Regions from separate parts of the Homo sapiens genome. Here region 1 is linked to region 2. The links are chromatin loops, found by intact Hi-C in ENCODE. Cell type or tissue: psoas muscle. All regions are shown on one strand. Each heading gives the region's core, and the rest is flanking DNA. Links, peaks and the distances in the headings are about the cores only. Region 1 overlaps ZNF664-RFLNA (ZNF664-RFLNA readthrough). Region 2 overlaps ZNF664-RFLNA (ZNF664-RFLNA readthrough).

Evidence for each region. Peaks named below come from ENCODE experiments on the same cell type or tissue, not always from the same donor. Only the 100,000 strongest peaks of a DNase experiment are listed, where the experiment ranks them.
Region 1: a loop joins it to region 2, with 2.0 times the contacts of the local background. A loop is called at or near these places in 2 of 110 quality-filtered maps.

Annotation. Positions count from the first base shown.
Region 1 is chr12:124,281,352-124,296,379 of GRCh38, forward strand. All of the region lies in intron 3 of ZNF664-RFLNA (ZNF664-RFLNA readthrough), which reads left to right. It overlaps RFLNA (refilin A), which reads left to right and starts at 13,742. Exons shown (of 3, transcript NM_001365156.1): 1 at 13,742-14,285. The coding sequence starts at 14,079. In psoas muscle, for the core only: no CTCF peak of the experiment used is centred there; DNase peaks (open chromatin) are centred at 8,050 and 8,380; H3K4me3 peaks cover 611 bases; H3K27ac peaks cover 1,257 bases.
Region 2 is chr12:124,224,133-124,239,160 of GRCh38, forward strand. All of the region lies in intron 3 of ZNF664-RFLNA (ZNF664-RFLNA readthrough), which reads left to right. Among named protein-coding and RNA genes, the nearest start is that of RFLNA, 63 kb to the right of the region's middle. In psoas muscle, for the core only: no CTCF peak of the experiment used is centred there; a DNase peak (open chromatin) is centred at 8,359; H3K27ac peaks cover 407 bases.

The DNA of each region.
Region 1 (15,028 bases), core at 4,686-12,685, 58 kb after region 2:
ACTCCAAGAGGGACTGCTCCTTTAGCCTGGGTCCCTAGAATGAAGATTGATATGCAGAAAAACTTCAGCCAGCCTGCAATGGACTTGTGGGGTTAGCAATAAGCTTTTGTTGTTATAAGCCACTGAGAGCCAGGGGCTGTATGTTACTGTGGCAGAACTTAGCTGAAGCTGACTAACACTGTTACTAACAGAATCATTTTCAAATGTAGAAAATAAAAGTGGTCTCTGAAAGCTGCTATGAGTTCACATAGAACAAGTCACACCTGACAAATGCCTTTTATATATTTGATAGGGTTACACGAGTGATACAGAGAGGAATTTTGTAGTATAAGGATATCTGAAGTTCAGCTTGCATTATCAAAAACTTTGCCTCTGTTTCCCATAAATAAGATAGAGAAATGTGAGCTGGGTAAGAGCATGATTAAATGGTTTCATAACCATTACAGTGAGGAACCAAGAAGGGCTGATTTCATGTGGCTGATGCCAACCTGCTGAAAGGTCTCTAATGGTATGTCACAGGGCTCTACCCTTGTTTCACTCAGTTCAGTGTTTTCATTAATGATTTTTCACAAGGCCTTCAAAACCTAGGCTGATCACATTAAAAAATGATACAAAGCTGGGGAGAACAGTCTGGTAAACCATGAAATATTTTTGGCAGAGCAGAACAAGATGAATTGTAACAGAGATCAAACAACGTCTTAAAAAACCAGAAGGGGCCAGGTGCAGCGGCTTATCTCTATAATTCCGGCACTTTGGGAGGCCGAGGCGGGTGGATCACGAGATTGAGACCATCCTGGTCAACACGGTGAAACTCCATCTCTACTAAAATGCAAAAAATTAGCCGGGCATGGTGGCGTGCACCTGTAATCCCAGCTACTCAGGAAGCTGAAGCAGGGGAATCGCTTGAACTCGGGAGGCAGAAGTTGCAGTGAGCTGAGATCGAGCCACCGCACTCCAGCCTGGCGACAGGGCAAGACTCTGTCAAAAACAAACAAACAAACAAATAAAAACCCACAAGGCCTGGAAATGGAAGTCATAGATTCATAGCAGCATGTATGAAAATGATAAGCTCGGTGTGAGTTATTATTATTAAATGCCAATATTCATTGAGCACTCCCAGTGTATCAGACAGCGTGCCAAGGACTGACTTGACACAATTCCCTCATTGTATTCTTCCCCAGGATCCTGAGTAGTTCATGCTGTGCTTTAAATAAGAGGTACATTCATTGAATCACCTATAGGAAAAAAAAAATCAAAGCATGTAACTTTTTCCATAAAGAAACTCCCAGGAGTTAGAGACCACTCTTTCTGGAATGCAATGGCATTTTCTATTATTTCTTCTTAAATGCTTTTAGATTAAGGATTCTGTTTAACTCAACAAATACTTACTGAACTCCTACTATGTGTCCAACATTCTTCCAGGTACTGGGAACGGGTTGGTGAATAACACAGGTAAAATCTCATCCACCGTGGAGTTGCCTGCCAAGGTAGAAGACACAAAAAAGAAATGAACCCTCTAATTTTTGGTGGTGATTCATTCTGTGAAGACCATCAACAGGGTGAGAAAATACAGAGTGACTGGGGAAGGGGGAGGGGTAATTATATGGGAAGATCAGGGAAGGCTTCCCTGAGGAGGTGACTTTGGGCCGAGCCCTAACAGGTGACAAGAATCCAGCCACTGGTTCCAAGAAAGACATTCCCTCATATTCTACTTCCCATTTGATTAGAAGCCTGCACAGGGAAAGAAACAGAAAAAAAACAAACCCAGCACCCTACTTCTTGAGCCCAGGAGAGGGAAACAATGATAAGACACTCCTAGGTGTCCAGAATTCTCTCAAGCAGGGGCTCCCCTGGGGCCCGGACATCAGCAGATACCAGGAACCTCATTGTGCACTGAGTCCAGCACAAGTACAGAAAATAAATCTGAAACGGGTATTTTCCTCAACTTGGATTATTTTTGCAGTGATCGCGTTTCCTTGTATGTTAAGAAACCTTGGGAAATTATTTGCTTAACGGGAGCGCTCAGTATTTCTCAAAGTCTTTTTTTTTTTCAATCTTCTTTCCCTTTGCTCTTGCTTTCCTTCTCTTTGTTTGAGTTTTGAGCAAAAACTTCCTGCCCGCTGTGATATTTTCCCCATGAATGTCACCAAACTAAGTAGGCTAGAAAAACAGTTGTAGGAAATATGAGGAATGGCCAGGAATCAGGGTAAACAGCAGCCTGGGAACCTTCCAGAAGAAAGTGCAGTCAGCGACTCTGACCTCGACTCCTGTCAGCAAATTACTCCAAAATCAAGTTGGCCATTTGAGTTCCATGGACGGGTTCCCCTTGCAAGACACTGCTTCTTTAAGTCCCTTGGGCAGGAAGTGGCGATTCCAGAGGTCCCCCTTGGCATGTCCTTGAGGGAACAAAGAAAGGGACACACTTCGGACCCCGTCTGTGTGTGAAGTTGGTGATGGGGCATGACCATGATCCAAAATTCACCCGGCAATATTAAAGCTGGCCTGGGTCTGAACTCATGAAAGATAATGATTTGAATTTCAAAGGATTAAAAGAAGCTCATGGAAATGATGATTAAGCCCTTGAACATTTAAAAAAAAAAAAGATTAATTCTGAACCAAAGAGCTGCAAAAAAAAGTCAAATGTGAAGGGAAGAATGTCAATTGTGCCCTTAGAAAGTCTTGCTGGGAAAAAATACGGAAAGTAAAAGAAAAAAAATCATTGTCATTTTTCTGCTCTAAGAATTACAGCAGAGTTCCCAAGCCTTGTTAAATTAAGATAAAATTAGCTTATTGCATTTTTATCATTTTAGATTTATTTTTCAAGATGAAGTTCCAACGAAACCTCTTTTTTCTCTCTCCTTTTAACAATATGTGAGCTATGACTCCATGTCAAGTAGCTTGGCTTCAGGTGCCCTTTTTCTGGTACCTATAACCCTTGGAAAAAATAAAGCCCTCCTGTTCTTCCATTAATGGATTTGTCTACCAGACTGATGTCACTGAGAGAATTCTTTCATGTCCCTGTCCTGTTGCCAGCAGTTGGCATCTAGACTCCACTGAGCTGAGGTCCCCTTCTTCTAGAATCTTCTGCATGAAGAAAGAGCCCCTTCTTCTCACCTTCTTTATCTCTTCTATATTGGTCAGGATAAGTGACAGCAGCTACTGTAACAAACAACCCCTGCATCTCAGTGGCTTAAGGCTCAGCTGTCAGCCCGAGGGTTCTGCTCCACACAGTCATTCACGCACCCAGGCTCCCTCCATCTTGTGGCTCCACCCTCCTTGATACCCTCGGAGTCCTCTTTATTCAGCCAGTGGATGAAGAAGGAATGCGAGGGTGGTTTCTATGGGTCTGGTAGTAGTGCACATCCATTCCACTCACATTGTAGTGTTCAGAATTCAATCACATGGCCGCACCTAACCACACAGAAGCCTGGGGAATTTAGTACAGTGTGGTTTCCTGGAGGAAGAGAAGAACTTGAAAACCAGTGAACATTAGTGATCTTGCCACATTTGCTACTTTTTCTTTCTCTCTTTGGTATCACCTCCCTGTTCTAGTTCATCTCTACATTGATATACCTGGCTAAGGCAGTTCAGGCTGCTGGAACAAATGACAATAGACTGAGTGGCTTAAACAACAAACATGTATTTCTCATATTTCTGGGGGTGGGGATGCCCAAGATCAAGGTGCTGGCAGAGCTAGTGCTTGGTGAGGACTTGCTTCTTGGCTTGTAGGCAGCCTCCTTCTCACTGTATCCACATATGATGCAAAGTAGAGAGTGACAGGAAGCTCTCATGTCTCATAAGGGCACTAATCCCATTCATGGGGGCTCCACCCTCATGACCTAATCAGCTTCCAAAGGCCCTACCTCCTAAGACCATCATATTAGTCATTGAGATTTCAACATATAAATTTGGGGAAGGGGGACAACACAGACATTTCATAAAAATAAAAAAATAAAAAACACACAGGCACTCATGTTTTTCCCTACATAGCAATAATCCTTTTTCTTACTAAACCTCCTAGATTCTGTTGACCAAGTTGGTCTTCCTTGGTTCAGAACAGCCTGAGTGTCAGAAATGTCAAGTTACATGAGCATCCATGTCCATCCATCCATCCTTCCATCCATCCATCCATCTATCCGTCCATTCATCCTTCAGTCCACCCATTCATCCATCCATCCATCCATCCATCCATCCATCCATCCATCCATCCATCCGTCCATCCATCTACTTATCCAGACAATATAGTTAATGATCCCCCATGTGCAAAAGCATGGTGTGATGTGCCGTCCAGAAAGAAAAAAAGCATAAGGCGTGCTTTCTGCCTTTGAGGAGTTGATAATCCAATTGGGGACATAAGAACTAAGCACACACAAAGCTAGCAAAGACACCAGGCCCAGGCATGTGGAGACGAGCAGGAACCACTGAGAAGCAGAGGCCTTGCGGGCTGCTCCCCATGCGCCTGCACCCCCCTTTGTCCAGACACACAAGGATGTGTCTGGGAGTTCTTCCCTGGTGCCCTCCATGAACTCTCTTCCTCAGTTCCCTCTGGTTCTCCACGGTTGGTCTCCTCGCCCTCCCATACCCATTTCTCTTGCCTTTCTGTGCTTCTTTTTCCCCACCCATCTCCCCAAGCCTCTCTTCACCTTCTTCCTGGGACACAGATGCCTCCAGAGTGTGCTAGCCTCAGAGCCTTTGCAGGAACAGAGGAAGCCTCAGGGCCTTTGCACCTCTGTTTCTCTGCCAGGACACCCTTTCTCAGGCTCTTTGCAGAGCCGGCCCCTTTTCCCCACCAGGCTCTCGGTTCAAAAGCCACTTCTGAAGGATATTTGTGGCCCGGCCTCTGCCGTGGAAAGCCGCTCCACGGGTCTTTCTCTGCCCCATCACCCATTTTATTTTTATAGTATTTATAACTCTCTGAAATTACCTCATTTAATTATTTTCTTCCCCCAATCCCCACCCCAGACTGGATGTCCCCCAAGAATGAGGACCAAGTATGACTAGTCCCTGGCTCTGTCCCCCATTGACCGGCACACAGTAGGTGCTTACTCATCACTGCTGATTGAAGGGATGACAGACAGCCCCCTTCCCCTCCCCTCCTTTAGCATCTCAGGACTGCACCAGGAGCATCACTGAGCCCTGGCCACTCCAGGACCCTGCCCTCCGGCTGGGCCTGGTCCCCAGACTCTGCCCTTTCTGGAGCTCCGGGCAGCGTGCCAGGAGCCTGGAGCCTTGCATTAATTCCTGCTCAATGCCCTTTGTCTTCACTTTCAGCTGAAAAACCACACAACCAGAATATTTGCCTGGACTTGCGTCTTCCTTGAGGAATGAATGGAAATGGTGTGCGTTTGCCACGCTCTCTGGCGTACTCACCCTGTGGCATTTCGGGGGCCAGTGGGCCCCTGGAAACTGTGCTTCCTCCTTGCCATCTCTGCATTTTCATCAGCTGGGAAGGACTCACTCTCTCTCCTGAATGCCTTTCAGCCACTTGGCTCTTACCTGGCTGAACTTCATGCTATATATACTTTTTTAAATTTTTAAACATTTTTTTGCATGACTCAAGTGAGCATCAGAACATCCTATATTACTTTTAATGTGCACAGATGTCCTTCTGGTAATTTACTCAGCTGTAGTTCAAAACGACTGTTCCATTAATGAGTTTTGTTTTGTTTTTGCCATGATGGCTCTTGAAAAACCACAGCACTTTTTGGAGCCCTCCTTTTTTTTTTTTTTTTTTTTTTTTTTTCAATATAACAACTTGTTTATCCCCAAACCTGCTAAATCAACAAATGATGTTTTGGCATTATGGATTCAGGCAGACACAGTCACCAATTTATGTGACATCACAGTTTCTAGTCAGACAAAATAACTGGAAAGCAATCTGGATGGTGTGCCACATTTAGAAGATCTCAAAACATTTGCTTTGCACAGATTCGCCGAGTGAGAGGCATGCAGAGGGGGCAGTGCTCACACTTTTCATCTGCTGTGCACGGGCGCCATTTCCACGAGTGTCACGCACTATTGTGTTATCCAGAAAGGTATATGTGTTTCACTTTAAGCATTCTACAACTTGGGAGCAAGAGAATTGTGAACCCCTAAAAAGCTGAAAAACGATAAAGAAAGTGGTGTAGAAAGGTGGGTGTATTGAAGGGGATTTCTTGAAGGTAACTCTAGACTCACCCTATACCACCCGCTACTCACCCTATACCACCCGCTACCCACTATTGCAGGGGTCGGCCAACTTTTTCTATACAAGGCAAGATTGCAAATAGTTTAGTCTCTGCAGACTATGCGTTCTCTGTTGCAAAAGGAAAACATAATAGTCATAGTATCTGGGGCTATCGTCTAGCACAAAGCTCTTTACCAATGCATCAGCTGGGGTTTGTGGAGTTTAAGCCTTGTCAGGGAGCAGGATATCCCCAAGATGTCAAAATATCTCCCCAGAGCTTCCTGATAAATCACAAAGGGAAAGCTACCTTGAGCACGAAGAAATGAGGTGGATACCACCTCCACCCAGTGATCATCCCTAGCATGACCAACAGTGGGACAAGCTGACGGGATGTGCCTCCTGAAGTTGATGGCGCAACATGGACCCTGAAAAATTCCTGCAAAATTGTTTATCCTACATCGAATCCTGAGACAGCAATCAGACAAATCCAGATCATGGGATGCTCTACAACTGGCCCAAACTCGTTAAAACTAGCCATGTCAGGAAAGGCAAAATAGGCTTGGGGTCTGTTAGGGTCGAAGAATTAAAGAGATGTTACTACACAGAACTGGGATTTCACCCTGCTGGCCAGGGAAGACATGGCTGTGCCACAGTCTCACAGACTCAAGCAGAAGACACAAGACTCCTGGGTCAGAGACAAAGGATGTTATTACTCACAATAATCACAGAAGCCAGGGGGTCAGCATGTTCTTGAGCCAGTTCCCCAGCTCTGGTTTCCACAGGGCCACTAGAAGGGGCCCAGGTGACCCTTGCACATGCAGCTGTTTGCACGACAGGGGAGAAATCCAGAGTGTAGGGAACCCGAATCTTTCACAGTGGGTAATAAGCCTGCCTGAACTTTTCTCCAGAGGGAACCATTATTTTTATTACAGTGGACAGGAAGCATGCCTATCCTTTGATTTGAAGAGAGACGCTATCTCTACCTTTCAAAACTGTTCTCCCTACAAACGTTATTGAAATGATAGCCCAGAATGAAGGGCGGCCAAGGCCTCTGTTTGCAAGATGGGAATAAACACGGGAGACTCATGAAGAATTGTCTCCTAATAGTGACAACGAAATGCAATGTGTGTGATCGCTTCTCTGCCTTTTGGCTAAGATCAAGTGAAATGCAACGTGTGTTTGAGCCCTGGGTTGAGAAAGAAAACAGCTTTAAAGGACATTGTTGGGAAAATTGGGGACATTTTGATATGGAATATAGGTTATATAATTGTATCAACGTTAAATTCCCTCAGTATGATCGCGGTATTGTGGTTCCATATCATCTTTCTTCTTAGGAGGTGCCGTTGAAGAGTTTTGGGGCAAAGGGGCATGATGTTTACCACCAATTTTTACATAGTTTAGCAAAACACAAAACAAAATAAACAGTACACACACACATACGAGAGAGAGAGAGAGAGAGAGAGAGAGAGAGAGAGAGAGATCCGATATGTCAACACCCAACAAACCCAAATGGTACTTGGGTTTTCATTACATTATTCTTGCAAAAATTCAGGGGGACCCAGCTTCCCCCAAGAACACACAGCTGGCTCTTGGCCAAGCCTGGCCGGGAGCGACCTTCTTCTGACTTTACGGAGTGTGTTTTCACTACACTCAGTCTCTGATTTTATCCCTGCCCTGGCTTAATTAAGTGCTCTGAAGACATAAATAGGTTTTTTGTTTACTCAAGCTTGGGAGAAGCTGGCAGAAAAGGCCTTTTCAGCTAAAAGCTCCTTACAGCCGGAAGGTGTGAAGCGGCAAGTTTCCAGCCGGGAAGAAGCCTCTCAGCCGTAGGCGTCTTTGCCCGGAGCTGTGAGGTGAGTCCAGCAGCCCCACTGTGGAGTGGGAACGGGAGGGGCTGCGGGAAAGCCAAGCCAGGACGCTGGGTGGCAGACCGTTAGAACAGCTTTCATTACTCACTGAAAGCACTGGGAATCTGGAGGCTGTCCTGGACACGCACATACAAATGGCAGCAGAACGTATGCCCAGGTCAAAGGCACTTTGAATTCATTTTGTCCCCGCTTCCCTGTCTTAGTAGGGCAGGTGGTCAAGAGCTGGTTTTATGAGTGGACACCCAGGGCATGGGCCCTGACCCCCAGACAGCTGCCCAGCAAAGGCGGGCTGCAGGCTCCGAGAGGACACGGGCTAAAAATGAAGAGGTGAGTCACTGCTGGAGCTCTGTCCAGGCGTGGACATCTGTGGTACAGCTGGGGACTGAGCAAGGGCACTGCGGAAAAGTCCCTCGGGTGAGACAGGCCACCGGGGAACATGCGACTCCCCGGGGCAGGGAGGCATCCCTGGGCCAGGCACTAGGACCTGGCCTGCTGAGGATGCAGAGTCCCAGGTCTCACGGTTGTACAGTCACCGGGACCTTCACTCTGAAACATTTGACCACATGCCCGGCTGGACAGCTCAGACAGGGCCTGTAAGGAGCGTGTGATCAAGAAGCCACTCTTCTTGCCTCTGTTCTCGCCGCCCCTTTGAACTCCTCCACTTCAACTTCTTCTGTGGCTACTTTCAAACCCTCAGGGATGTTCAGTGTTACTTCTGCATTCCCTAAAAATAGGCAAGAGCCCGGGGCTCTCCCTAGGAAAGACAAAGATTTCGCTGACACCGCAGTTCTCTCGTCTTTTCTTCTTCTCAAAAGTGTATATGCATATGTGTGTGTGTATGTGTGTAGATGTGTAGACATGCGTGTATACGTGTGTGGGTACATGTGTGTATATGTATGTATGTGCATGTGTTAGTGTGTATATTTGTGTGTCCATGTATGTGCATTTGCATATGTGTGTGCATATGTGTATGTGTGTATTTGTGTGTTTGTGTATATGTGTGCATATGTGTTTACCTGTGTATATGTAGGTACATGTGTGTATGTGCATACATGTGTATGTGTATATATGTATTTGTGTTATGTGTGTGCTTGTGTGTACACATGTGTATTGTGTATGCATCTGTGTGTATGTGTGTATATTTGTGTTTATGTGTATATACATGTTTATGTGTGTACATGTATATGTGTGTGCATATGTGTGCTTGTGTGTATGTGCATATGTGTTTATGTGCATGCATAAGTGTGTGTGTGTCTAAATGTATTGATTATCTTGGTGATTTCACACAGAGAGGCATGAGGTGTGGTGATGAGAGCAGGGCCCAGCTGAGCCTGCGAAAATTTCCCTGGCACCATGCTGAGGCTTGTGCCTGGCGTGCCTGGAAGCATACCCCTAATATGCTTATATTTAATCTTCATTCACTACCTTTATTATCATCCCTGCTTTATGGATGGGGACACTGAGGCACAGAAAGGGCAGGCCAATTGCCCAGATCACACAGCCGGGACATGGTAGGGCCAGGGTTCAAACCCAGGCAGCCGAGCGTGCACATGGCAAGGAGACCCCTTCCTTGTCTGTAAGCCTCCTTGGAAGGCGAGCGGCCTCCAATGCGCTCAGATGGCCTTGTTTCAGGGCTCTCTCTGCAGGTCACAGAAAAGCCTTGCAGTTGTCAGGCATGACGACCTCAGTCCTCCTGCCTCCATGTCACGGTCCACTGGGACCCACTGACAGCCTTCCCCCACATCCACCCTAGCAGCCTCCAGTTTGGCTTTCTACTTAGGATAGGCTGTGTGACCTCAGGCAGTCACTTAACCTCTCTGAGTCTCCATGGCTCCATCTGCTTTATTTATTTATGATTTATCTTTTATTTTATTAATTTATTTTTTTGAGTTGGAGTCTCACTCTATTGCCCAGGCTGGAGTGCAGTGGCATGATCTTGGCTCACTGCAGCCTCTGCCTCCCAGGTTCAAGGGATTCTCCTGCCTCAGCCTCCTGTGTAGCTGGGATTACAGGTGTGCACCACCACACCTGGCTAATTTTTAAGTATTTTTAGTAGAGACGGGGTTTCACCATGTTGGTCAGGCTGGTCTCAAACTCCTGACCTCAGTTGATCCACGCACCTTGGCCTCCCAAAGTGCTGGGATTACAGGCATGAGCCACCGTTCCTGGCCTGCTTTATTTCAAAATGGAAATAATATGCAGCCAGGGTTCAAGTGCACGATGGTGCGTGTGCAGAGCTCTGTAAGCTGCCCAGGAATGCGCAGCCCTACTTCTAGGAGCCTTCCTTCAATGCTGCTTGGAACAAGTGGCAAATGGCTCTCCGTGAAAAAGCCTTTTTTTTTTTCCTCAACACCCTTCCCTCTGGCCTTCCTCGCAGAGTTGAGCTTCCCCCACACAAAGCATTCTGGGAAAATCCCCCTGATATGGGGAGTGCTTGGGGAGCCCTGGGCTGGGGCTTGGGGTTACCCCAGGTCACTTTTCTTTCTTCCCCAACATGTGCTCTGAAAAGCCAGTGACTTCAGAAGCTTGTGGAGGAAGGTCTTCCTTCCCAGGGGTGTATGGTGCATACATATGCATACACCCTTCTCCCCTTCTCTCCAACACGGGACCCGCTCTTTACGACCCCTTGTCAGGGATACCCCAATACCTCTTTTCTATTAAATATCTACTTTCTCTGCCCAATTTTTCTCTGCCTCCAAACTCTCCTTTCTTTCATCCAACTTTGTTTATGTGCATATGTGTGTATATGTGAGGAACTTTGGAAGCGATTTGGATCAGATCATTCTTTACCTGCTTCAAAACCTCTGCAGATTCTCCCATCCCTGGCAGATAAAGCCCCAATCCCTTAGCACAGCATAAGGGCCTCCGTAGACCTAGTACCTTCTTCCCTCTGCCCTTCCTACAGCGCTGGGCCTGGAGCAGACACCCCGATCTTGAAAGACCCCCTTTTCTGCTCCTCAGGCCTCACATTTCAAGTCCCTTTTCCTTCTGAGACTGGCCACAAGAGCCTCCTGCCCTGCCCACTGGCTAGCCCCTGGCTCAGATGAATTTATGGAAATTTCGTCTTTTCCTCCCCTCTTTGACATTTGCAGACCATCTGGTGCTGTGAGAAATAGAAGCTTCCACAGTACCGGCTTTCAATTGAGGGGCGGTCCCCAGCCCACAGCAGCGGATCTGAATAGGTCAGAGGTCATGGTCACTGGGGCCATCAGTGTGGGCTGCTCTCTGGGGCTTTGACCTTTGTAGTGCACTCATGTTCTGCCTGCTGTCTGGTGTGCACATATCTCTGACGGTTATCCACACAGGGCAGCCTGTTTCAGGGGAAACTTCCAGAACCCAGGTGGGCATAGTCATGAAGGCACTCTTGATAAGCGGGCTTCTAGATCAAGATGAATGGCACAAGGGGGCCAGGATTAGTAGAGTGGGGCAAGGGACTTTCAGGACATCGCCCAAACACAGAAATCACCACAAATGGTATTTCGCTGCAATGTTTTAAAAGTCAAAATGGATGCAAACAGTTCAAGATGAACAAAACATCAACATTTTATCTTATTTTGAGACAGAGTCTTGCTCTGTTGCCCAGGCTGGAGTGCAGTGGCATGACCTCAGCTCACTGCAACCTCCACCTCCTGAGTTCAAGCAATTCTCCTGCCTCAGCCTCCTGAGTAGTTGGGATTACAGGCGCCCGCCACCACGCCCGGCTAATTTTTTTGTTATTTTTAGTAGAGACAGAATTTCACCATGTTGGCCAGGCTGGTCTTAAACTCCTGACCTCAGGGGATCCACCCGCCTCAGCTTCCCAAAGTGCTGGGATTACAGGCGTGAGCCACCGCACCAGGCCTCAAAATATCAACATTTCAAATAAAGACAGAGGAACCCTGCAATTCTGAGACTCCACCTTGCCCGCATCCTGCCCTGCCCTGGGTAGCTATTGTGGCCAAGGGGTCATTAGTCCCTGAGATAAGAAGAAATTAGTTCTTGCCGAAGACTTTCTCCAGGGAAGCAGAAGACTACTGGGTCTGGGTGGGTGAGCATTTGGGAAATGTGAATTTCCATGTGTCTGTGTTCCAGAAAGAATGCCCCCTCCCCCCACCGCTTTCGTCCTAGTCAGTGACAGTAGTTCAGCCAGTCATTCTGGTCAAGTGGCCCAAGGGCTGAAGAGGGCCTGGCTTGCCTAAGAATTGAAGCAAATGGAATCCGTAGTCCCATTGTTTTTTTCCCAGAATGTTCCAAATATTCAAACCTCTGGTTAGTTGGGTCTGTTTGGGCAGCAGACTTCCAGCGTTCTTTCCTGGGCGACATGGAAATGGGCTGTAAATTCACCTGGTGACAGGTGCATGCCTGTCACCCTGTGGGCTCTCAGGAAGCGGCCCCACCCTCTGTCAGTGTCCGGCATGCACCTTACTCCTGCTGCTGCAGGGCCTGCGCCCTGCTGTTCCCTCCACATGGTGCGCTAATTCTCACTGCTTGGCTATTCAGATCTTATCTTTGAAAATCGCCTCCTCCAAGAAGCCTTCCCTGAACACTCCAAAGCCTTAAGTTGTCCCTTTGACTATTCTTGGTTGCAGCACCTCATTAAGTTCCTTCCCTTAGACTCACAGCCTTAGCTTCCTGGTGCATTGACAGGCTCCCTCATCAGACTGGGCCCTCCACAGGGCAGGGGCCTGCTGTCTTACGCCTGCCCGTTCTGAGGTCCGGCCAAGGCTGGGTGCGGAATGGGAGCCTGAGAACATCTTCAAAGTGCTGCCCTCAGTTTGGGGGTGTCCAAAGAGCGGATTCTGACACCCGGCTTCCCGCCCCTGATCTTGGGCTTTCTGCTGTAAGCTGAATGGAAGTGAGTGTGTCTGGGCACACTTTCACCCCTCCTGGAGTCTACCTCTGTTCTCTTCGCCCTATTAGCCTCTCCCACATTCCTGCTTTTCAAAGCAGTCCGTGGACACCCCCAGCTGCCCCGCTTGCAGAATGGAAGGATGGATCCTCAGGAGTGGGGTGGGGGGCGTCTGTGTGGCTGGGCGCTGGAAATGCAGACATCCTTTGCCAGGCATCTGATAAGAAAACAGTAAGGAAGGGAAACACGTGTTCTTCTCTCTTGGGAGGAAGGAAAAGAAGGGAAAGACCGGCAGGACCCTTGTTCATGAGCGAGGACCTGCCTGGAAAAAATGCAGGAACAGCCAGATGCCGGGGGATTCCCGGAAGTGCTGCTCATCGCCCCCGCCGCCCCCACCCACAGGTTCCACCCAATGCTTTCCACCCTTAAGGCCCAAAGAGCTGGCCCTGGGTGTGCGGGTAACCGAGACGCCAGTACTAGGGCTGTGGTGGCCCTCCTCCCCATCGATTGTAAGTTACAGAGAAAAAGAAAACTCTAAAATAAAGTTTCTCAAGCTGCTTTTATTGGGACTTCAAATGAGATGGAGAAAACCTCCAAGAGCACCACGAAATAGGATGATGATGATTACTCGTATGTCTTGGGATGACTTGGGGACCCCACAAGGCACCCTCGGTGCGCCAGTGTGGTGCTTGTTCCGGGAGTGGGGGACACACGCGCCTCGTGGGACTCCAGCTGCTGGCTGGGCGCGCAGTGCCCAGGAGCGGGAGGGCCTCGGCGGAGGCGCCGGGCCGGGGCTGTTGCCCACCGCGCAGGCCGGGGCGGGGAGAGGAAGGGGGAGGAGGAGGCGCCTAGAAAAGGAGGCGCGGGCCGGGGAGGTGCGGAGAGGGCCGGGCGGCAACGTGCGCCTCGGGGCTGGGCCGGCCTGCGGGATCGCAGCGCAGCGCAGAGGCGAGGCTGGGCCCGGCGGGCGGGAGCCGCGGAGGGCGGAGGGCGGAGGGCGGCGGCGCTGGCAGGAGCGCGGCCCACGGCGGCGAGCAGGCTGCAGGCCCGCGGGGATCCGGGGCGCGGGGGGCGCCGGGCCTGATCGCCGCCTCTCGCGGTGCCCGCAGGTCCCCGGGCGCGCAGCTCTCGCCCCGCCGCCGCCTGCCCCGGGCCCCGGAGCGCGGTGGAGAAGCCCCCGGAGGAGCGGGGGGCCCGCGCCCCGCGCCCCCCAGACATGGTGGGCCACCTGCATCTGCAGGGCATGGAGGACAGCCTGAAGGAGCAGGGCCGGGAGGGCTTGCTGGACAGCCCCGACTCCGGGCTGCCCCCCAGCCCCAGCCCCAGCCCGCCCTTCTACTCCCTGGCGCCCGGCATCCTCGACGCGCGCGCGGGGGGCGCCGGCGCCTCCTCGGAGCCCCCGGGACCCAGCGAGGCCAGAGCGGTAAGGAGGCGCTCTCTCTCCCAAACGGGGGACCGCGTGGGCGGGTGGGTGAGGGCTGCCCCCAGAGACGCGCGCCACTGCAGCAGCAGGACGTGCCTCCTCCTCTACCTGCCCCGCAACCACGAAGGTGGCCAGTGACAGCCACGCTTCTCAGGTGGGGACCAGGGTGTGTAGGGGGAGGTGATCCAGGCTGACCCCGGACCTGGAGACGGCTCCCTGGCGGTGGGCCTCCCTCCAGAGTGATTCTTCCTATTGTCAGTAATAATGGGGGGCTCATGGGGCGGGGTAAAGGACGGTCCGAAATTCCCAAAGAAGTTGGCTGTTGGCTAGGTGGGCTTGCGCCCAGAGGCCCAGCATGTTGCAGACATCTGGACCCGGCCCCTCTGCTGCTCCGGGTGCCCTGTTTACTGTCCGGGCGCTGCCAATGTGAAAGCCTTTTCTTTCTTTCTTTCTTTCTTTCTTTCTTTCTTTCTTTCTTTCTTTCTTTCTCTCTCTCTCTCTCTTCTTCTCTTCTCTTCTCTTCTCTTCTCTTCTCTTCTCTTCTCTTCTTTTCTTTTCTTTTCTTTTTTTTAAATAACCAAACCCAGACAGGATTCCTTCCTTCCCGGGATGTTAAGGCATGTTGACGTGGAGCTTAGGCGGGAGGGGGAGGCTGGAACCTCGGGTCAGGAAACTCAGGAGTTTGTCTCCTGCCAGACTAAGTCCAGCCTGGGGGTGGACTCCGGTGGGGACCCAGCTTGGCG
Region 2 (15,028 bases), core at 4,121-12,120:
TGTGGATGCAGCTCATCAGCGTGATCTTCAGCCAGACAGGAAAGTGCATGATCCCATAGGATACCATTTGCATTGAGTTTAGAAACAGCAAGTGGTCCTGTAGCGTTAGGACTTGGGATGGCGGTGCAGTGGAATTGCTATAGGGCCTGGAAGGTGGCCCGCAGAGGGCATTTGGGGAATTAAGAAGGGGCTGATTTTTCATCTGGGTGCTAGTTATGTAAGTGTGTTCACTCGTGAAAATTCCTTGAGCCGTACACATACAATTTTTCTGTATATGTTCTGCTTCAATAAAATGTTTGTTAAAGCTGGATGTGGTGCCTGGCATCTGTAATCCCAGCTACTCGGGAGGCTGAGGTGGGAGGATGGCTCGAGCCTAGAAGTTCGAGGCTGGAGTGAGCTGTGATGGTGCCGCCACACTTCAGCCTGGGTGACAGAGTGAGACCCTGTCTTACCCAAAAAACTTTTTAAAAAGACAGTGCAAAATGAGAGCCACAGAGCATCGTGGTGGCCCAGTGCTGCCTGTGACTTGGTTTGGGGCCGATGTCTTCCTGCCTCCTCTCATTTACAGACAGCGCATCTGCACCGTCTTCAGGCCTCCGGGTGAGAGATTCCGTGTCTCCCTGCAAAATCCAGCAGCAATTCTACCACAAGCAGGTGAGTGTGACAGGCCCGAAAGGTGCGCATGCCCTTGCAGAGGCTCAGATGTCCCGACCTTGGACAACGGCACTGGTTTGGCTGCCCAGCTCGAGCTTGCCTGCCTGTGAGGTCGCCCCACAGCCCGGGTAATGACATTCCAGCGTGAAGCCACAGGCTGCTTTCTCTGCCCCTATCCAGCGGTGGCCAGCCCCAGAGCCAAGGACAAAGCCATTTTTAGAAGAATGACTGAGAAACATTTTGGCGGCTTCTCCAGGTCTGCCAGGACCTGCAACGTACCTCAGGGTCAAACTGGAAGGTATTTGCAGTTCATAAAACGGACACGAGGCATCTTATTACCAATGTTATTCTTGGATGGAAATTATATTTCAGAGACACTGGAGACCCAGGTATAGAATCCCTGGTTCACAGACCTTCTCCCAGCTAGTGTGCGATGAGCATGCTGCAGGATCGTTAATTGAATGGTGAACAGGACCAGGGTTTCCCAGGGGGCTCACAAATGAGCTCAAAGAGATGCTTTGCGGGGTTTGCCATGGCTTGGGTGTGAGGAGCCACCTGTGAGTCTTGGTTGGAGTGGTCTGTCTAAGCTCACATCCAAAGAATGCACAGAACTTTCCAGGTGATGCAGGACAGAACAGGCATCCCTAACAGAAAATGGCATGTGCAAAGGCCCTGCAGCAGGAGCATGCAGGAAAGAAGGCAAGGTTGTCTGGGCCCAGAAAGGGACAGGAGTGTGGAGAGGTGGGTAGGGGCCAGACCCCACAGGCCCTTGCAGCCACGTTGAAAAGTTTTGCTTTATTCTAAAGCCAACAGGAAATCATCAAAAGGGGTTAAGGGAGACTGGAGCTGGGGGTGGGAGGGCATTCACTTTATTGAACCCACTTTTGGAAAGATCACTCTGCCTAAGTTTCTTTAAAGCCACCCTGGGCTGGCGGAAAGAAAGATGTATGGGACATGGCTTGTCCTGCAAGAAGTTTACAATTGAGATGGAGACATGGAAATAAACTGTCTGGAGAAACACGTGATGAGGCAAATGAATGACCTAGAATAGCACTGTCCACTGGAAATAAAATCTAGACCAGCACCCTCCTCTAGAAATACAATCTAGAACAGCACCCTCCTCTAGAAATACAATCTAGACCAGCATCCTCTAGAAATACAATCTAGACCAGCACCCTCCTCTAGAAATAAAACCTAGGCCAGCACAATCCTCTAGAAATAAAATCTAGACCAGCACCGTCCACTGGAAATAAAGTCTACACCAGCACTGTCCACTGGAAATAAAATCTAGACCAGCACCGTCCTCTGGAAATAAAATCTTGACCAGCACCGTCCACTAGAAATGTGAGCCACAAATGCAAGCTACAGATATAATTTTAAATTTCCTAGTAGCCACATGTTTTAAAAAGAAACAGATTTCCTGTACTGGGATTCTTCTGAAGACAGAGTGGCTCTAATCACTAGGAGAAGCTCTACCCCACCAAGAAAAAAAACGAAAACAAAAAAACAACAAAAAAACAGAAACAGGTAAAATTAATTTTAACCAATATTTTATTTAACCCAATATATTTAACACGTTTTCAACATGTAATCAGTGTAGAATGTTATTTATGAGCTTGTTTCACAATCTCTCCGTATTTTACATCTTTGAAATCCAGGGTGTGTTTGATGCTTCCGGCACATCTCAACCTGGACTAGCCCTGTTTTTCGTGCACAGCAGCCTCGGGAGTTTAGGGGCTGTCAAACTGGACGACCTGGGTCTCGGCGATAGGTGCTAGAGGCTGTGGCTTGAGCTAAGACTTTTAGGCAGGAAGGACGGGAAGAAGGCAGAAAAGATATTTCCAAATGGGAGTGGGATAGAGAAAAATCCAAAGTCAAGTAACACACGCCAAGTGGTCACATACAAGAGCATTCATGACTCCGTGGTGGGTGACAACCAGAAGTGAGAAACACCTGCGTGTGATGAACAGAGGCCTGAGCGCCTGGTGTAGTGGATCAGTCCAAAGGAACAGTAACCCTCACACCCACGAGGATGGCCAGAATCAAAAAAGCAGAGAATAACCAGTGCTGGCGAGGAGGTGGAGACATCGAAGCCCACATACATTGCCGCTGGGAGTGTAGGATGGTGCAGCTGCTGCAGAAAACAGCCCAGAGCTTCCTCAATCAGTTAAACACGGAATTACCCTAGGACCCAGAAATTCCACTTGGGTCTATATCTGGAAGAATGGAAGACAGTGTTCTCACCAGAATGTGTGCACGAATGTTCACAGTGGCACTATTCACAGTAGCCGAAAGGTGGAGACCACCGAAATGTCCTTCCCCAGATGAATGGGCGGACAAAATGTGGTGCATGCTTGCGTGTGTGCATGTGTGTGTGTACACTGGGATATGATTCAGCCATAAAGAGGAATGAGCTCCAACCCATGCTACCATGTGGATGAACCTTGAAAATATGACGCTGAGTGAATGAAGCCAGACACACAAGGTTGTGTGGTGTGTAATTCCATTTATACCAAATATCCAAAATGTGGCTACAGCCAGAATGTCGATAGATCTATAGAGACAGAAAGCAGATGGAGGTTCGCCAGAGGCTGGGGGAAGGGAAGGAATGAGGAGTAATTACTTAGTGGGTAGGAGGTTTCCTTTGGGGGTGATGAGAACATTCTGGAACTAGATAGAGGTGACTGCACCACTGTGATTGTCCCAGATGCCCCAATGGAAAAGTGTATTTAGTCTATCTTGCCACATAGAAATAAATTTTCCAAAATCTAAAAAAAAGAACTCTAGAGCTACCTCTCAGTCAACATGGACATATTTCACAAAACAGCATTGAGAGGAAAAAGCACAGCATTGAGAGGAAAAAGCAAGTTGCAAAAGAATACGGTAGCAGGGGTTGCTGCCGCCACACCCCACACCTCCCCAGCCCACCCAAGCCCCTGGTTCCTGCACACAATGGCTGCTTTCCACTCCAGGCACCTGTGTCGCCCTCCCTGAAGAATTCCTCTGCCCACACAAGCAGTGCTTGACCAACGTGATGGACGGGAGGTATCAGAACACCGAAGCATGAAGGAGAGGCCATAGACTCCAGCTTCCCCGGCCTCTGGTGGGGACAAGGCTGAGTTGTGTCCAACACTCTCTGAGCCCCGAAGGCTGGCCCCTGCCCACAGCCGCCTCACCAGCTCCCCTTTGTTGCCTCTTCTCCCTTCTGTTCCCTGCGTCACTGGGCTCCCAGGCTCACCTCCCACGGAGACTCTGCACCAAACCTTCTCCAGATCTGCTTTAGGGGAAGCCAAACACAGACAGACCCACGTGACATCCAACCACAGAGGCCAGGCTTGAAACCATGCACCACAGCAGACGCACTGCATGGGTGGTGACAGGCTCAAGACACTCGAGGGACCGACAACACCAAGTCCGGGGTGGTGGCTGCTGCCACTCCCGCTGTGTGGGGGTGGGCTGGGATAGGCTGGGGATGCCCCCTGCGAAGGGCACCCCAGGGGTCACACACATCGTGGAATCATTTACTTCGTAAGCACGGGTGGCAGGTCCCCGGGGGTGGTGATGCATGTATTTCTTGAACGCCTGAAATATTTCATCATCATCACGAAGCAAAGCATGAGGTAGGTGTGTTTGGCAGCCAAGGCATTGAGAGGGATGGGGCATTTCGAAGTGGAGGATAGGGTGAGCCTGGACTCCTGCCCAAGCAAAGTGGGGTGGCACTGGGTGTCCTACGGGGGGGAGGCCGGGAGACAGGGCTCTTTGTGTCACTATGCCTGGGACCCACGGGTCCAAGGCCGTGAGCGGCTCCTGAGGCAGGGAGGCCACCATCACAGCTGCAGTCAGATGGCACCGTGGTGAGGGGTGGCGCAGAATCAAAAGAGAAAAAGGCGTGTGAACACACTTCAAAGGCAGGTCCCTAAGACCTCTGGGCTTAATTGGAAGTTGGCGCCAAAAGTGAGTGAGGCGTTGGAGGTTTCAAGTCTGGGTGACGAGGTGAATGGGAGGACCCTTGGCAGGCGTCTGGACACCCAGAGGGTTTTATTTATTTTCATCTGTCAGGGCAGGGGGCTGGAATGGGTTTGTGCAGGCTCACACGCCATTTGTCCTGATTTTGGAGACAGGCTGAGACCAGGAACCCTCTGACCTCATCACGTTGGATTTCCAGGTAATCCTGCAGCCCCTACGTTGTCCTCCCCTGAGCTCAGAGCCCCATTCAGCCCTCCCAGCCCTGGCCACGTCACCTATGGGACCCCGGAATGCATTTCTGAGAGGCAGGCTCTGGCTGGGGTCTTACCCCACCTTTCTCAAACACTTTCTGTCCTGGGGCCCATGCACTCACGGCTCTTAGGGAGATCTTGGTGGGGTTCTGTGTCCCCTCTGACAGAGCCTAAATGCCCCCAATTCTTCACCCCCTTTTTCTAGCCACACCCTTTGCCACGTAACTTACTTTTCCCAGCTTTATTGAGCTTTATTTAAGTTTGATGGATTTTGGTGATTGTATACAGTCATGTAACGGCCCCCACAGATGAGATCTAGAGCACTTAGAAGATCCCCAAAACTTCCCTGTGCCCCCTGGCAATCAAACCTCACCCTCACCCCCAGCTCCAGGCAATCACAAACCTTTCTGTTGCTATAACTTTGCCTTTTGTAGCATTTTCTATAAATGTCTCCTCTTGAGTTTAGCTCCTTTCACTTCCATAATGCTTTTACACTCATTCACATTGTATGTGCATCAGTAATTCACTCTTTTTTGTTGCTGAGCAGGATTCTGTAGGGTGGATAGACTACAGTTTGCTTATGCACTCACCCATTGATGGACATCTGAGTTGTTTTTATTGGGGTGATTGTGAAAAGATAGCCCAGTGCTATAGACATTTGCATATTGGTCTTTGTGCAGATGTAGCTCATTTCTCTGGGGTAAACACTGAGTTGAGCAATTGCTGGGTTGCATGGTAAGTTTATGTTTAATTATAAATTCTGCTAGACTATGTTCCAAAGCTCTATCATTTTGCATTCCTGTCTGCAGTATGTGCAAGTTCCACTTGCTCCACATCCTTGCTAACACTTGTTATTGTCAGTCTTTTTAAACTTAGTCATTCTATGGGGTGTGCAGTGATAACTCCCTGTAGTTTTGATTCCTGCATTAACTTTGCAGCACCCTCTATGCTGGCCCTGGGCTCAGCCATGTGACTGGATTTGACCAACAGAATGAGGCAGAAGTGGCTGGGTCAGTTCCACATCTGAGTCTCAAGAGGCCTTGCATGTTTCTGCTTGGTCTCTTGCCCTCTGCTACACTCTTGAGAATGTCTGTGGGCTGGTCTGCTGGAGGGTAAGGGACACATGGAGCAATGCTGAGTGGCCCCAGTTGTCCCAGCAAGACCAACCTAGATCAGCCAATGGTCAGTCTTTCTGTATCTTTCATGACCTTGACACTTTTGAACAATACTGGCCAATTATGTAAAATGTCCCTCAATTTGGTTGTGTCAGATGTTTTTTCATGATTACATTGAGGTTATACAAGAATACCACGGAAGTGATGTCATGTCCTCAATCCATCTTACCAGGGGTGATGTTAACCTTATCACCTTTTCACTGGAGACATTGACCTTTGTTAAGGTGGCATCTGCCAGGTTTCTCTCTGTGTATTTAATAAGTATCTTATGGGGAGATACTTGAGAACTTCCAAATGTCCCCTTTCTCTTCATATTTTTACTTGATGGTTTTAGCATGCATCATTGATTCCTGCCTGCAGTAATTAAGACTGCCATATTTGCTTAATGGTGACTTTCTATTTCATCATCTCTCCTACACACTCATTCATTAGAACTCTACCATCAGGAAGAGCTGTGTGTTCTCCCCATCCTATTTATTAGATCAATCATTTATTCATAGCAGTATGGACTCATGGATACATATTTTATTCTGTGGGCAATACCCGTTACTATCATTATTTGTTTTTCTTGGCTTGAATATTCTCAGATTTGGGCTTTGGGTGCTTCTTGTAGTTTGCCGCAATGCCCTTTTGATGTGATGCTATCATTATTTTTAGTACATCCTTACTTTCCAACAGTATGGGATCATCTTTGTTTTCCCCATCCCAGTCCTGAAAGTAGCCCTTTCTCCAAGTGTTCACTGGTTGCTTGGTTGGAGAATGGTGCATAGGAACCAAGATCTGAGTGCAAGGGTGCTCTTCACTGTTGGGATGTCATTGCTTCTGGGTGTGTTGGAGCCAGCAAATATATATATGTACACTAATTCATGCATGCACACATTTGCATTTATTTATACATCTATCCATCTGCGTGTGTATACGTGTGTGTATATGTGTTACCATGAGTTAATACCAATTACTCTGATTTCAATCCAACACAATGGGTTCTTTCTAATTATTTTTAATTTCTCTCAAAATCACTTCTTCTGGTTCTTCCAGAAAATGAGCTCTTCACCTAGCTTAAGAATGTAGAGATGTCGTGTATGGTTGGGCAGGTTGTTCACTGTCCAAGGGTGTTCCAGCTGAGGAGAGCGATGGGAGCTGAAAGCATCCATGCTCTACTCCCTAAGCTCTGCACTCTAACATGTGCTCTGGGTCCACCAGAGTAAGGGATGCCCTCTTTTCACTTGTGCAAATGCACTGGGTGAGCTAGCAACAGACCTGGTCGACTGCTGTCTCGGGATATTTTTGTGTTTACTTGTGAAACACCCAGGCTTGGGCTGGATTCCCCCAGAGGCAGATTGTGAGCTGAGGATTTGAGTGCGAGGAGTATTTTGGGATGTGATTCCAGGAACCTCCCAGAGAGAAGCAGCGGGGAGTCAGGCAGGAAAGAAAGCATGCGTCAGGGAGCTGGTTACTACTGGGCCACCGAGGCTCCATCCCAGTAAGGAACCCTGGAAGACGGGAGGAACGCACCTTGGAGTTGCTTCCCTAAGGGATCAACTTCAGTTGGTCGCCACTCAAGGCTCCTCCTGAGGGGAGCAGGCACAGAGTCCCTGGCACTTCTGGCCCTGAGTGCCCAGGGGATGAGTGCGTGACATTGACGGCTTCTGCTGTCCTCTGTCTCCTGCTTTCCCCGTGGGATGAACTAGCTTGAGAGGCACAAGATTCCTGAGCAGGCAGAGGGACTCTGTAGGAGTCTCAGAGCTCCTGAGGCTGCACCCTCGCCCTGGAGCCCCATGAAATCTTCAATTTTGGGTTTTATGAGCTTCACAAACCTTCCAGGGGCCTCTCCGGCTCCGGATGGGGTGCGTTGGAGGCCTGGTGCCCACGTGTCTCCTGGGCCCTCCACCTGTGCCCCGCCTGTTTGCACAGTGTGCGTGAGCTGAGCACCTGAGTTTGCTCTTTGAATCAAGTGTTTAACTCACTCACGGTAATAGTGGCTGATAATTCTTGAGCTAACACACCTTCTACTTTGCGGCCTAGCCTTGTTTGCCTTTCAGCCCTGGTTTATTATCTTCCATCGGATGAAGCTTAGGAGCACCAGCGCTGCCTAGGGAAACCCTGGCCCCTCCTTCCCTGGGATCATCTGGGTCCCCCAGGGCTCAGGCTTTACAACCCCTGCTGCTTGGTTACCCACCTCCCACCTGGGGCCCCTGACAGATCAGGGGACAAGCAGATAGAGGGCTCACCAGTGCAGTCCAGTGTATGCTGCCGGGCGGGCCGGAGCAGAGTGAGTCAGATTTGGCTTTTTATAATCATCCAGGTGCCAGGGTGGGCACGCGTCCTGGGTCATCCTTCCAGCGAGGGCTCACATCATAGCCTGTCACCAGCAGTAATTCAGCAGGAGGGTTTAGTTTCCTCCCTATGGGATCAGCGAGGGCAGCTGTCTAAGCCCCAGGCACACTGCCTAGGGCGGACGTGGGGGTGGGGGCCGTCCTCCTAGGGCTGCCCTGCCTCTTGGCAGGTGATCAGCCTTCACCTCCTTGTGTGGTTTAGGGGGGCTGCCTCCTGTCTATGTCAGAGGGCTTCTCAGAAACAGGCACCGCTGTAGGGGCAGCAAGATGACTTCACTTGGAAAATGGAATGTACTTAAACGAGATCAAGCCACCTCGTGGAGAAGCCATTCCCTTCCAATTTGTTTTAATCCTGCTGATTATTGCAAAGAGAAAGACTTAGCCTGGTGCTAATGAGTCTTTAATGCCTCTGAGGACTTCCTAAGTTTTCCTTTTTTTTTCTAAACAAGAAAAGTTAAGCCTCAGGCTGTTCATCCTTCTAGTTGGAATTTAATAACCGTGTTTTGTTTTCATAGAATTTACCTTTGGAGTTGTTTATTCATGGCAGGGCCTCCTGGTTTTCCATTTTGGGGAGTGATAGGAAGTTTTCCATTAAATTAATTTATTGTATATATTTTTTTACAGTGAGTCCTTAATATATTTTGTAGGTAATAGTATGGGTGAGGTTGGCAAACTATGGCCCTGGGCTAAATCTAGTGTATAGCATGTTTTTGTCAATAAAGCTTTATCAACACACAGCCACGCCTGTCATTTGCATATTATATTACTATGGCTGCTTTAATGCAGAGATGAGTAGTTGCATCAGAGATTGTCTGGCCCACAAAACCTGAAATATGGACCATCTGACCCTGTACAGAAAAAGTGTGCTGATCTGTTATATATGGTACATGATTGGTAATAGGTATTATATCAGTGACGTTGACAGAGCAAAAATATGGAAGGTAATATGCAAATAACTAAAGTACCGGAAAATACTTGGCAAATCCCAAGAAACTAAACAGAAATTCCATTGGGAGGGCCTTTGGTAACCACAGAAAATTTCCAGCCTTTCAATTGTGTGCCTGGCTGTTTGCCTGATCACTTTATCACTTTGAGATACTGCACTGATGACTCCATGAGCTGGAATTCACTGTGTTCATATCCTTTCCTGGTTCTGGGAGGATTGTGGTTGGGTACATTGGCGGCATAAATACCCAGTTTCTCCCTCTCTTTTTCTGTCTGGTCAGACTTTAATTTTCTTCTTTAACTTGGGCTCTAGACCTATGTCTGGTTTCCCACGCAGTCCTCTGGTAGCTCTGGTTTCCAGTTAATTCCTTAATTACGGTATCTACCTCCAATTCCGCAAGCATTTCCTGAGCTAAACGCTGAGTTGGAGATAGGCAAGTGAAAGACATGACCTGTCCCCACGGACAGCGCACATCGCAGGGAACTCATCACCAGCACCTCAGGGAGCTCTCATCACTATTGTCATTGCTGCCACCACCAGCAAGAAGAAGCAACTAAGCCCCAGTTGTTATCTACAGTGGACCACTAAACACTTGCCTAAATCACCAGGCCAGCTTAACAAAAGTGGCCCACTAGACAAGAGAGGACAGAAGACCGGGTGCCCTGGCATGTCCGTAGGGCCTCTGTGCTAACCATCCCCCAGGCCAGAAGTGCTCTCCCTTGCTTTCTCATGGCTGGATCTTTCTCAATGTTCCCTTTGCATTTTAAACATACAAAAGACCTTCCCTGCCTACTTGATCTACTAAAGTGCCATGGTTACTTTCTATTACTTTACTCTGTTTAATTTCTCTTGCAGCACTTCTCACTATCTGAAGTGATCTGGTTTGTTGATCAGCTTCTTTATTTCTGTCTTCCCTGATGTGAATACAAGCCCGCAGCCTGTCTGCTCAAGAGCTGTACCCTCAGGGTGTAAAATAGTGGCTGGCACAGTGAGTGTTCACTAAATGCTTGCCAAATGAATACATAAACCCTGTGGGTTTTTGAAAAAGGAACTAACATGCAATACCACCACTTGTGATTCTTCACAGTTAAAAAGGAAAGAGAAGTTTCACCTATGAGTTTTATACAGGGAAAACATGAACAGGTTTGATCAAGAGCCACAACATAAATTATAAAGTCAAAAATTAACATCATTAGAGATTTTTTTTGGCGAATTATCATGCCTGATGGTCCTTCTGCATCACTTTAATTCTTAATATTGTCATCATTGCCATGATCACCATCACCATGACAGCATTGCAGTTTGAGGATAATAAAATGTTAAGGACCCTAGAGAATATCTGGGGAGAGGCCTTGTCATACTCATGAAGAAATCCGAGGTCCAGAAAGATGACATGAATTGCTAAAGCATTTTTCCATGCAGTCCTCTGGTAGGTCTGGGTTCCAGTTAATCCAATTGTCACCACCACCACCACCATCACCACCATCACCTCCATCATCACCATTACCACCATAATCATCATCACCACCACCATCATTATCACCATCACCATAACCACCACCATCACCATCACCATCACCACCACCATCATCACCATCACCATCACCATCACCACCACCATCACCACCATCACCTCCATCATCACCATCACCATCACCACCACCATCACCATCATCAGGGTCATCACTGTCATCACACTGTCATCACTGTCATCACTGTCATCACCACCATCATTACCATCATCACCACCATCAGGACTACCATCCACAAATGAGCCATCTTTAGAATGCCTCAATGCTTGAAATACCCTAAGGGTGCCACAAGTGGTTCCAGATGAAAAACTCCTTAAGAACATTGGGAACCGCTATCTTGTCATAGCACCAACACTCTTGTGCAACGCCCCCTAGGCTGAAAACAGATCAGGGTCGTCTCCTGCCAGGAAGAGAAACTTCTTATGGCTCTGTTCAAATTCCCTAGAAAAATATCTGTGGCTGAGGAAGTTGTATAGTAAATTTTAGTGGTTTGTACATACAATTTCTAAAACTCCCTTTCCCCTGTTATTTATTTGCTTACTCTAATTTAAGCACTTAAGGAAGACCCAAAATTCAGTGAGTGAGTCCCCATCAACCACCAGAAACAGAAAACAGGTGTGTTGTGCTGACAGCCACATGACCAAGGCTGGGAGGGCTCCCCTCCCTGAGACGCCAAGATAAACACACCCACAGCATCGCCCTGGAAATGGTGGCTTACAGTTCAAATGCTCAGGAGGGGATAGGAAAAAAAAATCAGGACAGCACCATAGAGAACAATTTCCGTCATCAACTTCTGTGCTCCTCCTAAGGGCAGAGGACCTGCAAATTACACCACAGCCCCTTGAGTAGTTTCCACAAGGACCGATGTTGATGGGGATCTAGAAAAACAAAGGCAAGCCATGCCCCAGACAAGTCTCCATCTCAGAAGCGGAAGTCCTTGGCATAAGCCAACCATATTGGCAAAGCCCTCGCTGGGTGAAAAGTGCAAAGCGAGGACAAATTGATGATGAGAAAACCAAGTCTGAAGATTTACTTGGACAAGCTAAAGGCAAGGAGACAGAGCTGGAGCTGAAAAAAGAAATCCAGTGTTAACAGGAGGTGCCCAGTGTGTTAACGGCTGTTGTCCAATATGGTAGCTGCTGGCCACATGTGGCTACTGAACCCTGAAATGTGGCCAATGCAACTGAGAAACTGGATTTTTAGTTTAATTTAATTTTAATCAACCTAAATTCAAAAACTGATACTTGATTCAGTTGTTAGGAAACTTTTGAAGTATGTTTGAAACAACTTTAGAAGGTGAATCTAGCTTTTCAACTGTGAACGGAGTCTTTTATGGAATTTACAGTTTTTAAATAACTGATGAAATGTACATAACTTTACAAATTTTCCATTAACATATAACATGCAAATTGACATACAAATAAGTATAAAATGCACATTGGATTTCGAAGACTTGGTACCAAAAAATAATGTAAACTATCTCATTCGTATTTTTTAATATTGTTGGCCTGTTGAAATGGTAATATTTTAGATGTGCTGGGTTAAGGAATATATGTTATTAAAATTATCTTCACCTACTTCTTTTTATTTTTTCATGTGGCCAATAGAAAATTTAAAACTACATATGCAGCTTGAATTCTGTTTCTATTGGACAGGGTGGCTGCAGTCAGTCGGGAGCTGACAGATACTTCTGGCCAGAGCGGCTGTTGACACCGCTCAATTGTTCTGGTGTCTCCTGTCCTGTGCCCACTCCCCGGCCACCACCTTGGGAGTAAATGTTAGCTGAGAAGCTGTTGCTCACCCAGAGAGGAAGTTGGGTGTAATTAGAAAACCGAATCATAACTTAGATATTTTACAGCTCCCTCTGTTATCATGGACTCTGGAACATTCCACAGAGTCTCAATACCCTGAGTAATTTCTGGGGAATTCTGACTCTGATCACCCAAGTAATTGGGTCAGCCTTGGTCTGACTTCTCAAAACCCCAAAAGTCCTATGCCCTGAATATGCCAGACTCTGTGGACCAGCTGATGTACCCTGAGCTGCCGCAGGAAGATTCTAGAGTTTGAGATACATAAGAATACAATGGTTTTGTAAATCTAAAATTATTTCAAATTAAAAAGTTTATTTTAAAAAATATGTAACAAGTCTTGGGCCTGAAGCCAACCTGAAGATTCCTCATTTTATGACCCCAAGATATGGCTTAGTAGTTCCTGAAGGAGTCATTCTCTAGTTCTCTGCCTACCAATATGGCAGCCACCAGCCCTGTGGGGCTACTGAGTGCTTTCTCCCTTCGGGTGGAGATGGATCACATGGAGATACGCCACACATGTGAAATACACACCGAATTCCAAAGGCTTAGTATGGAAAAATCATGCAAAATATCACCTTAATAATTTGTATATACTGATCACGTGTTGAAATGATAATATTTCAGATATACTGGGCTAAGTAAATTACATTATGAAAATTAATTTCACCTGTTCACCTGTTTCTTTTCACCCTTGTTAGTGTGGCCACTAGGAAATTCAAAATACACACACAGTTTGCACTTGTGGCTCAAATTCCATTTCTTTTTTTTGAGATGGAGTCTTGCTCTGTCGCCCAGGCTGGCGTGCAATGGCACCATCTCGGCTCACTGCAACCTCTGCCTCCCGGGTTCAAGCGATTCTCCTGCCTCGGCCTCCCGAGTAATTTTTATATTTTTAGCAGAGACGGAGTTTCGCCACGTTAGCCTTGCTGGTCTCAAACTCCTGACCTCAGGTGATCCACCCGCCTCGGCCTCCCAAAGTGCTGGGATCACAGGTGTGAGCCACTGGGCCTGGCCTTTTTTTTTTTTTGAGATGGAGTCTCGATCTGCCGCCCAGGCTGGAGTGCAGTGGTGCAACCTCAGCTCACTGCAACCTCCGGCCCCTGGGTTCAAGCGATTCTCCTGCCTCAGGCTCCCGAGTAGCTGGGACTACATGCGTGTGCTATCACGCCCAGCTAATTTTTAGCAGAGACAGGGTTTCACCATGTTGGCCAGGCTGATCTCGAACTCCTGACCTCAGGGGATCTGCCTGGCTCGGCCTCCCAAAGGGCTGGGATTACAGGCGTGAGCCACCGTGCCTGGCCTCAAATTCTATTTCTATTGGACATTGCCACTCCAGGACATCCTTCCTCCACCCTCAGAGGATGAGCTGTTCTCCTCTGATGGACACCTCATGAGATCCTATTCTGCATCTGCCCAGTGTGGCCACAGACAGGTCCCACCTCTGTAAGCCTCGTTCTCCTCGAGGAGAGGAGAATGCCTGTAACAGGTGAGAGAGCCTGGAAAATGGGTACTATAGTATTGTCTATGTCAGGGGGATGCTATGAGGAGTATTACCTGCAAAACGCTCGCTGCCCTGCCCACGGCATCAAAACCCTTCAGTCAATAAATCAAATATTATTTTTCATCTCTACTCCCACCCTTCCATCCGCTCTTGAGTCTGACCCTTTTTCATTTACCTCCAAGTTTTGCTTGCTTTCTCAACCCTCCTCCAAAACATCTTCCCCTCTTTCCCTACAAAACCCTTCCATCTTCAAAGATGCTTGGTTCTTCCCAGTTCTTGAAGTAAAACATCTCTTTCCTTGGACTTGTCTGATGACGGACTGTTCGATTTCTCTCCTTCCCTTTGCAACTCATGCGAGTGACCCACGTTTCCTTTGTCTGCTTTTGACCCGTCCACTCCTTTCAGGACCCCTGGTCAAGCCAGCCTCTGCCCACAGCCCGGGACTGACAGCACTCTCCAAAATTCACCGGGATCTTCATCTCACCACGCCTAAAGCCCCTTTACCCAGTTTCAGCCTTCTTAGCTTTTTAATTTTTTTAAACCAAGAACAAGAAAACTTCAAAATGCTCATTTAAAAGTACTTTTAATTACAGCAATCCAGCCCTCTCCCAGTGGGTCCCTAGGACTCTGCACCTTCCTGGGATGAGTGGGTAGGAGGTTGCCTGCATTTTTAATCTCTAAGCTCTTTGCGTTTGGGGAGTGAGGTCGTTCCTGTTTGGAAAGGCTGTTCTTATCTGGATGGAGCCCCACCTGTTTCCCTGGAGGGCAGAGTTCGCTGGGGAGTAACAGGAGTTAAGGCCTCCAGGTCCTCACAATCTTCATGTCACATGAGCTAAGCAGTAAACAGCTCTCCAGG